Linked DNA regions of Homo sapiens: region 2 is linked to region 1. The links are chromatin loops, found by intact Hi-C in ENCODE. Cell type or tissue: Caco-2. All regions are shown on one strand. Each heading gives the region's core, and the rest is flanking DNA. Links, peaks and the distances in the headings are about the cores only. Region 1 has its middle 19 kb from the start of PCSK1N. Region 2 holds the start of SLC35A2 (solute carrier family 35 member A2).

Region 1 (5,459 bases), core at 295-5,294:
ATCAGATCTCATGAGACTTATTCACTATCGTGAGAACAGCATGGGAAAGACCTGCCCCCATGATTCAATTACCTCCCACCAGGTCTCTCCCACAACAGGTGGGAATTCAAGATAAGATTTGGGTGGCGACACAGCCAAACTATATCATTCTGCCCCTGGCCCCTCCAAAATTTCATGTCTTCACATTTCAAAACCAATCATACCTTCCCAACAGTCCCCCAAAGTCTTAACTCATTCCAGCATTAACTCAGAAGTCCACAGTCCAAAGTCTGATCTGAGACAAGGCAAGTCCCTTCCGCCTATGAGCCTGTAAAATCAAAAGCAAGTTAGTTACTTCCTAGATATGATGGGGGTACAGGCATTGGCTAAATACAACTGTTCCAAGTGGGAGACATTGGCCAAAACAAGGGGGCTACAGACCCCATGGAAGTCAGAAATCTAGTGGGGCAGTCAAATATTAAAGCTCCAAAATGATCTTCTTTGACTCTATGTCTCACATCCAGGTCACACTGATGCAAGAGGTAGGCTCCCATGGTCTTGGGCAGTTCCACCCCTGTGGCTTTGCAGGGTACAGACTCCTTCCCAGCAGCTTTCATGGGCTTGTGTTGAGTGTCTGTGGCTTTTCCAGGCTCATGGTGCAAGCTGTTGGTGGATCGACTATTCTGGGGTCTGGAGGATAGTGGCCCTCTTCTCACAGCTCCACTAGGCAGTGCTCCAGTGGGGACTCTGTGTGGGGGCTCCGACCCCACATTTCCCTTCTGCACTGCCCTAGCAGAGGTTCTCCATGAGGACTTTGCCCCTGCAGCAAACTTCTGCCTGGACAGCCAGGCATTTCCATACATCCTCTGAAAGCTAGGCAGAGGTTCCCAAACCTCAGTTCTTGTTTTCTGTGCACCTGCAGGACCAACACCACATGGAAGCTGCCAAGGCTTGGGGTTTGCACCCTTTGAAGCAACGGCCTGAGCTGTACCTTGGCTCCTTTTAGCCACGGCTGGAAAGGCTGGGAGTCCCTAGGCTGCACACAGGAGGGGGTGCCCTGGACCCAGCCCAGGAAACCATTTTTCCCTTTTAGGCATCCAGGCCTGTGATGGGCGGGCCTGCCCCGAACGTCTCTGACATGCCCTGGAGACATTTTCCCCATTGTCTTGGTGATTAACATTCGGTTCCTCGTTACTTATGCAAATTTCTGAAGTGGCTTGAATTTCTCCCCAGAAAATGGGGGTTTCTTTTCTATCACATATTCAGGCTGCAAATTTTTCAAACTTTTATGCTCTGTTTGTTTCCTCTTGAACACTTAGCTGCTTAGAAATTTCTTCCGCCAGGTATCCTAAATAATCTCTCTCAAGTTCAAAGTTCCACAGATCTCCAAGGCAGGGGCAAAAAGCCACCAGTCTCTGCTAAAGCATACCTTTGCTCCAGTTCCCAACAGGTTCCTCATCTCCATCTGAGGCCATATCAGCCTGGAATTTATTTTTCATATCACTACCAGCATTTTGGTCAAAGCCATTCAACAAATGTCTAGGAAGTTCCAAACTTCCCCACATCTTCCTGTCTCCTTTAGAGCCCTCCAAACTGTTCCAACCTCTGCCTGTTACCCAGTTCCAAAGTTGCTTCCACATTTTTGGGTATCCTTATAGCAGCACCCAACTCCTGGTACCAATTTATTGTATTAGCCCCTTTATAAAACCATTAGTCTAAGGGAGGAGACCACCCCTCATATTGTCTTATGCTCAATTTCTGCCTCCAAAGAAAGAAGAAGTAAAAACTAAAAGGCAGAAATGAAATCCATAGGCTGCCACACCCTGGGCCTGGTTAAAGATTGACCCCTGACCTAACCAGTTATGTTATCTATAGATTCCAGACATTGTATGGAAAAGCATTGTGAAAATCCCTGTCCTATTCTGTCCCGTTCCGATTACCAGTGCATGCAGCCCCCAGTCACGTACCCCCTGCTTGCTCAATTGATCATGACTCTCTCACGTGGACCCCCTTAGAGTTGTAAGCCCTTAAAAGGGATGGGAATTGCTCACTCGGGGAGCTCAGTTTTTGGAGATGTGAGTCTTGCTGAAGCTCCCAGCTGAATAAAGCCCTTCCTTCTTTAACTCGGTGTCTGAGGGATTTTGTCTGAGGCTTGTCCTGCTACATTACTTGGTTCCCTGACCAGTTAGAAAGGTGATTAATGGATGGTGGAGGCAGCCCCTTAGGCAGCTTAGGCCTGCCCTGTGGAGCATCCCTGCAGGGGACTCCAGCCAGCTTGAGTGACGCGGATCCTGAGAGTGCCCCGGGGTAGGCAATTACCCCAGTGGAACGCCTCACCAGAGCAGCATGTGGCAGGCCCCTGTGGAAGATCAACTCAGTGGCTGAACACCGGGAAGGAACTGGCACTTGGAGTCTGGACATCTGAAACTTGGTAAGACTGGTCTTTGGAACTTGCCCACTCCATTTCAATGGAAGCGTGGCCTGATCACCCACGATGTGCCTGTACCGGCACTTTGGTTTTTGTTTTTGACTTGACTTGGGTTGCTTGATACTTTGGTTTTGGTTTTGACCTGGCTTAGATTTCTGGATACTCTGATTTTGGTTTTGATTCTGGTTTGGTGTAAACTGTAAAAGTGTGTGTGTGCCCTTTTTACCCGTTCTTTGTTTTGTGGTGTGTGTGTGGTGTGAGAGTGGTGTTTTGTCTTGAGGAAGCATGGGTCGGGCACAAGGTAAGCCCACCCCACTAGGAACTATGTTGAAAATTTTCAAGAAAGGATTTACGGGAGATTACAGTGTTACTATGACACCAGGAAAACTTAGAACTTTGTGTGAAATAGACTGGCCAGCATTAGAGGTGGGTTGGCCATCAGAAGGAAGCTTGGACAGGTCCCTTGTTTTAAAGGTATGGCACAAGGTAACCTGTAAGCCAGGGAACCCAGACCAGTTCCCGTAGCTAGACACTTGGTTACAGGTGGTTTTAGACCCCCCCACACACACAGTGGTTGAGAGAACAGCAGCATAAGCGGCTGGCAGAGGCAAGGAAAGACCAGCAGAGGGAGAGAGAGGAAAGAGACAGAGAGGAAAGAGGCAAAGAGAGAGAGGAAGAGACAGAGAGACAAAGAGGGAGTCGAGGAGAAAAAGAGAGGAAGAGACAGAGGCAAAAGGAAAGTCAAAAAGAGAGACAGAAAGTCAAAAAAAGAAAGAGAGAAATATACAAGTAGTTAAAAAAAAAAAAAACAGCGTACCCTATCTATTCCTTTAAAAGCCCGGGTAAATTTAATACCTATAATTGATAATTGAAGGTCTTCTCCGTGACCCTACAACACTCCAATACAACCTTGTTGTAAGTGTAAACAAGGGCGTAGCCTGAAAGCATTGAGGCCACTGACTACCTGTAGCCTTCCTATCAAAAATCCTTAACCCAGTAACCTGTGGATGGCCCAAATGCATTCAATCTGTAGTGGCAACTGCTTTGCTAACAGAATAAAGTAGAAAAATAACTTTTAGAGGAAATCTCATTATGAGCACACCTCACTAGTTCAGAAGTATCCTAAGCGGGGGAAAAAAAAAGATGATTTAACATTAACCACTGAAAATTCCCTTAACCCAGCAGGTTTCCTAACAGGGGATCTAAATCTTAATTACCATACAAAGGTCTGATCAGACCTAGGAGGAACTCCCTTCAGGACAGGATGATAGATGCTTCCTCCCAGGTAATTGAAGAAAAAAAAGCCATCTATACCAATTCTAAGTTAATTTGGACTAAACAAGGTCTTATTAATAGCAAAGGATAATTGAAATCCCAAACTTACAAGATTTTCAACAAAAGTAAAGTTTGCTAAAAGTTAACAATGTAACATGTATTATAATAACTTCTAATCTTGTGGCCTTAGACAATCTAGCCCACAGACATAAAGGAAGTTCACTTTGGAAAAGAATGGTTATCTTAGAAGAAAAAAAAAAGGGGGGAAAAGATGGGGGCAGAGTTTATGTAAAAAGAATATTATATGGTAAATTCTTGTCCTGAAATAAATTAACTGGTTGTTTAAAGAAAGAAATGTTTGTAATAAGTCTGAAAGTTGAGGCAGGTCAAAGAATTGTCTGTGAAAGTCATGAAAGAGAAAAAATATATATTATAAAAAAAGAATTTATGCAAGAAATGTTGTATAATTTAAAAGTAACTAAGCCTCCTGAATGTAAAACTATTGAAAAAATAGTTTATGTGCAAGGTGTATAAGGAAAGTAAAATATACCTTTGGTAAAAGGATTATAAGGTGGCATAAGAATGTAAATTTTTACCTACATTAAAAGGTTAAAACAAATTTGTTTTGAAGGTTTAAGCAAGTTTTAAAATGTTAATTGTAAAAAAAATTCTGCGTGTAAACATATTAGCTAAAGTTAAAGGGGTATCATCCAGTTTTTCTGTGAAGTGAACATTAAAATAAAAACACAACGTGTTTCTCTTAAAGCACTAACCTGCTCTTTAACACAGATTATAAAAGGTTAAAAAGAGTCTATAAAAATCTTACCTTATGGTCTGACATTAAAAACTGAATAAATATGTCTGCAAAGTTTTATTAAAACTAAGTTTAACATTGGCCGGGCGCAGTGGCTCACGCCTGTAGTCCCAGCACTTTGGGAGGCCGAGGCGGGCAGATCCCAAGGTCAGGAGATCGAGACCATCCTGGCTAACACGGTGAAACCCCGTCTCTACTAAAAATACAAAAAATTAGCCGGGCGTGGTGGCAGGCGCCTGTAGTCCCAGCTACTCGGGAGGCTGAGGCAGGAGGGAGGCAGAGCTTGCAGTGAGCCGAGATGGAGCCACCACACTCCAGCCTGGGTGACAGAGTGAGACTCCATCTCAAAAAAAAAAAAAAAAACTAAGTTTAACATTAATAACACACTAATATAAAGGTGAAATTTAGCTTATCTGGTATAAAAATCATACAGGAAGCATTATCAAATATAAAATGGTGTTTGACTTCTTTGGTCCAAAAACTAATAAAAATAGGTGCTAAAGGAAATTTCTCAGTAGAAAGTCACCAAGGACTATAATGTCCACTGCTGATGTCCCCACATTTAAAACAAAAGGTCAGTTTCTTAAAAATTATATACTTGGTTAATCCTCCACTTCCCTTTCCCTCAAAACTAAAAGTCTTTTAGCACATGTACCACCCCTAGAATTTCCAGTAAACCAGCACCAGCACCAGCCTGAAGATCACGTTCTCATCAAAGGATGAAAAAAAAGGAAACTCGAGCCAGCCTAGGAAGGACCCTATCTTGTGCTGCTAACCACCGAGACTGCTGTTCGTACAGCGAAAAAAGGATGGACTCATCACACCTGAGTCAAGAAAGCGCCACCCCCTCCAGAATCATGGGCCATAGTCCCAGGGGAAAACCCTACCAAACTAAAGCTAAGAAAAATTTAACTCTTTCATCTATTCTATTACTCTTTCTTCTTTCCTCGCTCTATTGCTGAC
Region 2 (5,268 bases), core at 1-5,000, 58 kb after region 1:
GAGACCTTTGAGCACTTCCGCCATGACCACAGCAGTGGTGGCAAAGAAGCGGTCCCCTGGCAACGTGCGGGCGTAGCGGATGCTGAGGATGAGGGAGGCATTCTGGACCACCAGCACAGCTAGGGATATGTACTTCAGGCGCCTGTGAGCTGTGGGGAACGGAAGGGGCAAGGGGGAAGGACGGGGTCAGAAGCCGCTGGGGCATAGCCACACCACCACCCACCCCCTTTCTTTCTCACCCAGGACCCTCCTAGCCATGGCTACTTGCTCCCTCAGCCTGCCTGCCCTCACCCAATAAGGGTCTGACTCCTACCGGCTTACTGCCTCAGCCATGAGCAGGAAGAGCCAGAAGGGAGAAATGGGCCCCACCCTGTCCCAGTCCATACCTGGAATCCTTACTGAGGTGTCAGGTAATGGCTGAGGCAAACCCTGGCCACGCGCCTCGGCTTCCTCCCAAGTGAGAAGCAACTCTTCCCCAGAAAGAATACCGACAACTACATTCTCCACGTTTATTGAGTGTTTACTGTATGCCTATCACTGGGTTAAGGGATTTCTATGGATTACCTCAATAGACTCATATCACTGTCATCTCCAAAAGAACTGCGAGGATTCCCATTTATGGATTAGCAAACTGAGAATTTATATGAAATGATGCTCCTGTTTAATGAGGGACTGTCTCATGTAAAGAATAACACATCAATGCAGGGAATGAGGCCACTGTATGAGGTATGTTCACCCCCTAAGAACGGTCTTTCTCCTATCTAAGAAATGATTCGATTCCCTCACACTGAGAATGGCCTACATCCCATATGGAATGATCCTCCTCATACCCAGAATGGTCTCTCCAACCCCTCACTCCTGTGACAACTGGTTCCTCTCGAACCAGAATAGTCTACTAAATACAAGAAATGATTCCCACATGCTCCCAGGGACTGAATCCTGTATCAGGAATGGTTATCCCACCAAGAAAGGTCTGGCTCCCTCAACCAGATGAGGAAATACTTCCCTGCACTCCACATGGTCTGCCCTCCCACCACCGCACACGGACCCTCTAGCTAATGAATTTTTCCTTGCTCTACCCACACTCACAATGAGCTCTCTCTGCTATAAGGAAGGACCCGGCACTCTCAGAACGTTCTTTCTCCACCATATAACGATGAGCCCTCCCACCCGAATGTACAATGAACTCTACCTCCATTAGGAGGGAGCCCCCAGAACGGTCTCCTCCGCACATAATGAAAGACACCCCCATCCTCAAAATGGACCCTCTCTAGTCACATAAAGAAGGACTCGCCCCACCCTAACTCACAATAGTCTCTGTCCCTTTATAAGGAAGGAACCACCACCCTCAGAATAGTCTCCCCCTTCTTCAGTGAGGAACTCCCACACCCGCAGAATGGTCTCTTCCACACGGAAGGACTCCACATATTCAGAATGGTTTCGGTGGCCTTAGCCTTCCCAAAAAGAATTACCCACCACACTCACAATGGTCTCTACTCTCCATATGCGGAAGGATCCCACAATCACTCTCAGAATGTTCTCTTCCCCGCCCCCAACACACTGACAATGTGCACACACACACACACACACACGTCGGTCCACACGGGATGCTCCCTCTCACTTTAGTGAGGAACATTCCCGACTCCCAGCGATCCCGACCTCCGCCTCCCATGCGACTGCTCGGGCAGACTGTCTCACCCGCACTGGCGGTCCCCGGCTCCAATGCACCCGCGGAAACCGCCCCTGGCCCGGGCGCCGCGGTGGAACCACCAGCCCCAACCGCTGCCATGTTGGCATCTGCCCGGCCCGTCCCCTCGGCAACAGAAAAACCACTTCCGCGTTCGTCACTTCCGCTGCCGGGCCACCTGAGTGAAGGTGGAGCGAGAGCCGGGATCGTCAGGGTGGTGGCTTTTCTCCTCCGCTCCTAAAAGCTCAATGTATGAATAGCCCCGGGATTTCCAAATTCCGTCGGATCGGGAGGCCGGGGACACGGCCCGATCGGCCTACCCACCATCCCTACAGAGCTTCATCGGCCCATTCCTGTCACTAGACCCGCCTTATCCTGCCGTTCGTCCGCTTCACTGATCGCGCTTTCCAGATCATCCCCCGATCTTGTCTCCTAGACTCATTGGTTCAGCCACCCCTTTCATCTCGGCTCTTTATTGGCAGCTTCTCCATAAGGCGCCGCCCTTTCCGTATCAGAAACTACCAGGTGCTTCATGGTTGGACTGAAATTCCGCTTTCCCGTCTTCCAGAGAGGCCTCGCCCCCTGGAGAGCACACGGGAATCTGGGGACGAAGAAACTTTGACCTGGCGGGGTCGGGGTGAGGGCGTACTGGCATCAGGTGCGAGTCAGGAATGTTAAGCTAGCAGATAAAAGCAGAGCAGGTGAGGATAAACAAGTGAAAATGCAAAGGAAAGTTGACGCACATAAGGGAAGACAAGTGAGTCACCACTGAGGATGGCAAAGGGGACAGGCGAAAGGCTCACAGGTTAGCTAGCATTTGGAAGCAGGGCAAGAGTCCGGGCCAGAGGCGGTGGCTCACGCCTGTAATCCCAGCACTTTGGGAGGCTGAGCCGGGCGATCACCTGAGCTCAGGAGTTCCAGCCTGGGCAAAACGACAAAACCCCGTCTCAAATAAAAAAAAAAAATTACCCGGGCTTAGTGGTATGCACCTGTACCCAGCTACTCTGGAGGCTGAGGCAGGAGAACCGCTGGAACCCGGAAGGCGGAGTTTATACTGAACCGAGACAAATAAGCAGGGCAAGAGAGGGAACAACTCAGGTCGGAACAAGTGAAACCAACATGGAATAGGGTAGGCCAGGTAAGTCAAGTGTTGAAGGAGAAATTAGAGGGATGGGTATGTAAGGGTAAAGATGGGGGAAGAGGCTAAAGATAAAGAGCAAAACAGGTGACTACACCCTGGACAGATTCCAGTCAGCGCCCAACCCCAGCCCCGCCCTGGCCAGTACCCTGACAGGGCTTTTCTTCTGCAACAGGGGAAAGGGCTTCTTCATTCCCCTGGGGTGCCAGGGAAGGTAGTTTTTCTGCTTCTGAGATAGCCATCTTGATTGGGGATGTGCCCTAAACACCTTCAATATGCACAGTATCTCCAACAGAGAACCCTTCTGCACATACTGGGCACTGCATAAGATCAGGGGCAGGGGAATCAAGATTTTTTTGTGTGTGTGTGGTGCAGCTTCAAGAATCCTTAAAGCTCTTTAGGATGGCAACATAAGACTGTGGCTTCCTGAGGACAAAGCAGAGGGACAGTCTGTCTCAGTGCACAGTAGATGCTCCATAAAAGCCTCACACCTACAAATGGCCAGCCGCTTCTGATTCTATTACTTTTATTAAATAGTGGGTTTCCACACATGGCTTTTTAAATAATCCAGGCAGGAGAAGAGAGGAGGGCACACTTGGAACTCCCCTCCCCACAATACGTGATTATTTACATTTTAGTAATTGGACAATCCCGGCTCAGGAGGAGGTTGCAAGAATCTGCAAAAGTTGGAGGGAGCGCCCCAGGAGAACAAACAGCAAGCCTTATTTCCCCTAGCCCATCCCCCAAAAAACCATCCATCCCATCCTAGTGTCTGGTGGTGTCCGGTGGTGTCCATCTTCCATTCCTTCCCAAATTATGGAAGTAAGGTTCTTCTCACCAGAATAAGAGCACTTGGGATAACAGAGTAGGGTCCCCTCACCCAAAAAAAAAAAAAAAAAAAAGAAGCCTTGGGGTAACAACAGGGCATTACCTCCCCCAGAATAAAGAATCCTGGGCTGAGGCAGGTAAGCAGCTTGACCCAATATGGGACCCTAGGCTAGGGGAAAGGGTCCCTTTACTAAAATAAAAGCTACTGGGGTATTGGAAGGAAAGCACCCTTGCCCAAGTAAGAGCATATGAACTAAGTTTGTGTGGTGGTAGTAGGAGGTGCCAATGTGGGGTGACACATCATCAGAATAAGAGTCCCGGGGCTCAGAATGGGAACAACTTCACCAAAATAAACTTCCTTAGCAAAATGAGAAGCAAGAAGTTCCCCCTCCAGAATCAGGGACCACAGGTTCTGGGAGGAAGGCTCCTTTGTAGGATTGGGAAGGGAACTGGGCAGACTTGGTTTATGTCTTCTAACCCCTGATCCTCAATCCCTTACCTTAGTAATACTGGACTTTAATGACTGGTAATGACCTGTAAAACCAAGTCAACAAATGTCCATCTATCCCTGTGACATGGCCATGGGATGGCTCTTCTGACCATTGGGGGCCAGGCCAGGCCAGGCCAGGCTTAGGGTAGCAAGGACCAGGCCAAAGGGGCAGGGCCTCCTTTGGAGGGGTTGAGGGGTACATCCTCGGCTGGTGTTTGCATCCAGGGGTCCAGCAGGATCTCTTCCAGTGAGGGTCGGGAAGAAGGTTTGGGGGCCAGGCACCGGCGGATTAGGGCACAGCAGTCTGTAGGCCAAGAAGCAGAGAGGGAAGATTAGCAGTCAGTAGGGGGTACTGGTCCCTGAGAAGGATGGAGTCTTCTGGGCTGGGGTCAGTGAGGCCTCACCTGGGGAGACATGGGCTGGGAAGTGGAGCTCAGCTTCCAGAATCTCCTGGTCCCTCTCAAAGGGAATGTCCCCACACACCATGTCATAGAGGAGGATGCCCAGTGACCAGACAGTGGCCGGGAGTGCATGGTACTGGTGTCGAGAGATCCACTCTGGGGGGCTGTACACCCTTGTCCCTGCACACAAGCCAGGGGTTAGACCAACTCAATCTCATGATGCCCTTCTCCAACCCCAAACTCTCCAGGAAGGATGGCCTCACCACAATTAAGAGCACTCAAGATAAAAGCAGAGTCCCCTCACTAGATAAAAAGCAGCTAAAATAACAGAGTCCCCTCAACAGAATAAAAGCACTGAAAAGTAACAGGATCCCCTTACCAGAGAAAGAATACTCAGGATGGTAACAGGATCCCCTCACCAGAATAGGAGCCCAGAATAAGGTTAGCACACCATTAAAAGATGGACTTTATCAGAGGGCAAGGCTGAGAATCCCCAGTATTAGCAATCGATCATCTTATATAATGCAGTATGGGTCAAGGATTACAGGACACCCCACCACTGGAGGCCAAAGGTCACAAGGCCATCAAGTAAAAACAATCCCTCCAGGGAGATTTAGAGAAGCCTTACCATCAAAGTCAGTGTAGGGTTCATCATGAAGCAGGGCACCAGAACCAAAATCAATGAGTTTGGCACAGCCACGGCGTAGGTCTATCAGGATGTTCT

Evidence for each region. Peaks named below come from ENCODE experiments on the same cell type or tissue, not always from the same donor. Only the 100,000 strongest peaks of a DNase experiment are listed, where the experiment ranks them.
Region 2: it touches region 1 in a loop (7-fold over the local background); 7 of 110 quality-filtered maps call a loop at or near these places.

Annotation. Positions count from the first base shown.
Region 1 is chrX:48,852,029-48,857,487 of GRCh38, forward strand. No RefSeq gene overlaps it. Among named protein-coding and RNA genes, the nearest start is that of PCSK1N, 19 kb to the left of the region's middle. In Caco-2, for the core only: no CTCF peak of the experiment used is centred there; no DNase peak of the experiment used is centred there.
Region 2 is chrX:48,909,848-48,915,115 of GRCh38, forward strand. SLC35A2 (solute carrier family 35 member A2) reads right to left here and starts at 1,799. Exons shown (of 5, transcript NM_005660.3): 1 at 1,699-1,799; 2 at 1-149. The coding sequence starts at 1,789. It overlaps PIM2 (Pim-2 proto-oncogene, serine/threonine kinase), which reads right to left. Exons shown (of 6, transcript NM_006875.4): 4 at 5,173-5,268; 5 at 4,548-4,724; 6 at 3,335-4,447. The coding sequence ends at 4,284. RefSeq lists a silencer at 993-1,042 and enhancers at 1,403-1,452, 2,693-2,742, 4,433-4,482. In Caco-2, for the core only: no CTCF peak of the experiment used is centred there; DNase peaks (open chromatin) are centred at 1,844 and 2,244; H3K4me3 peaks cover 2,600 bases.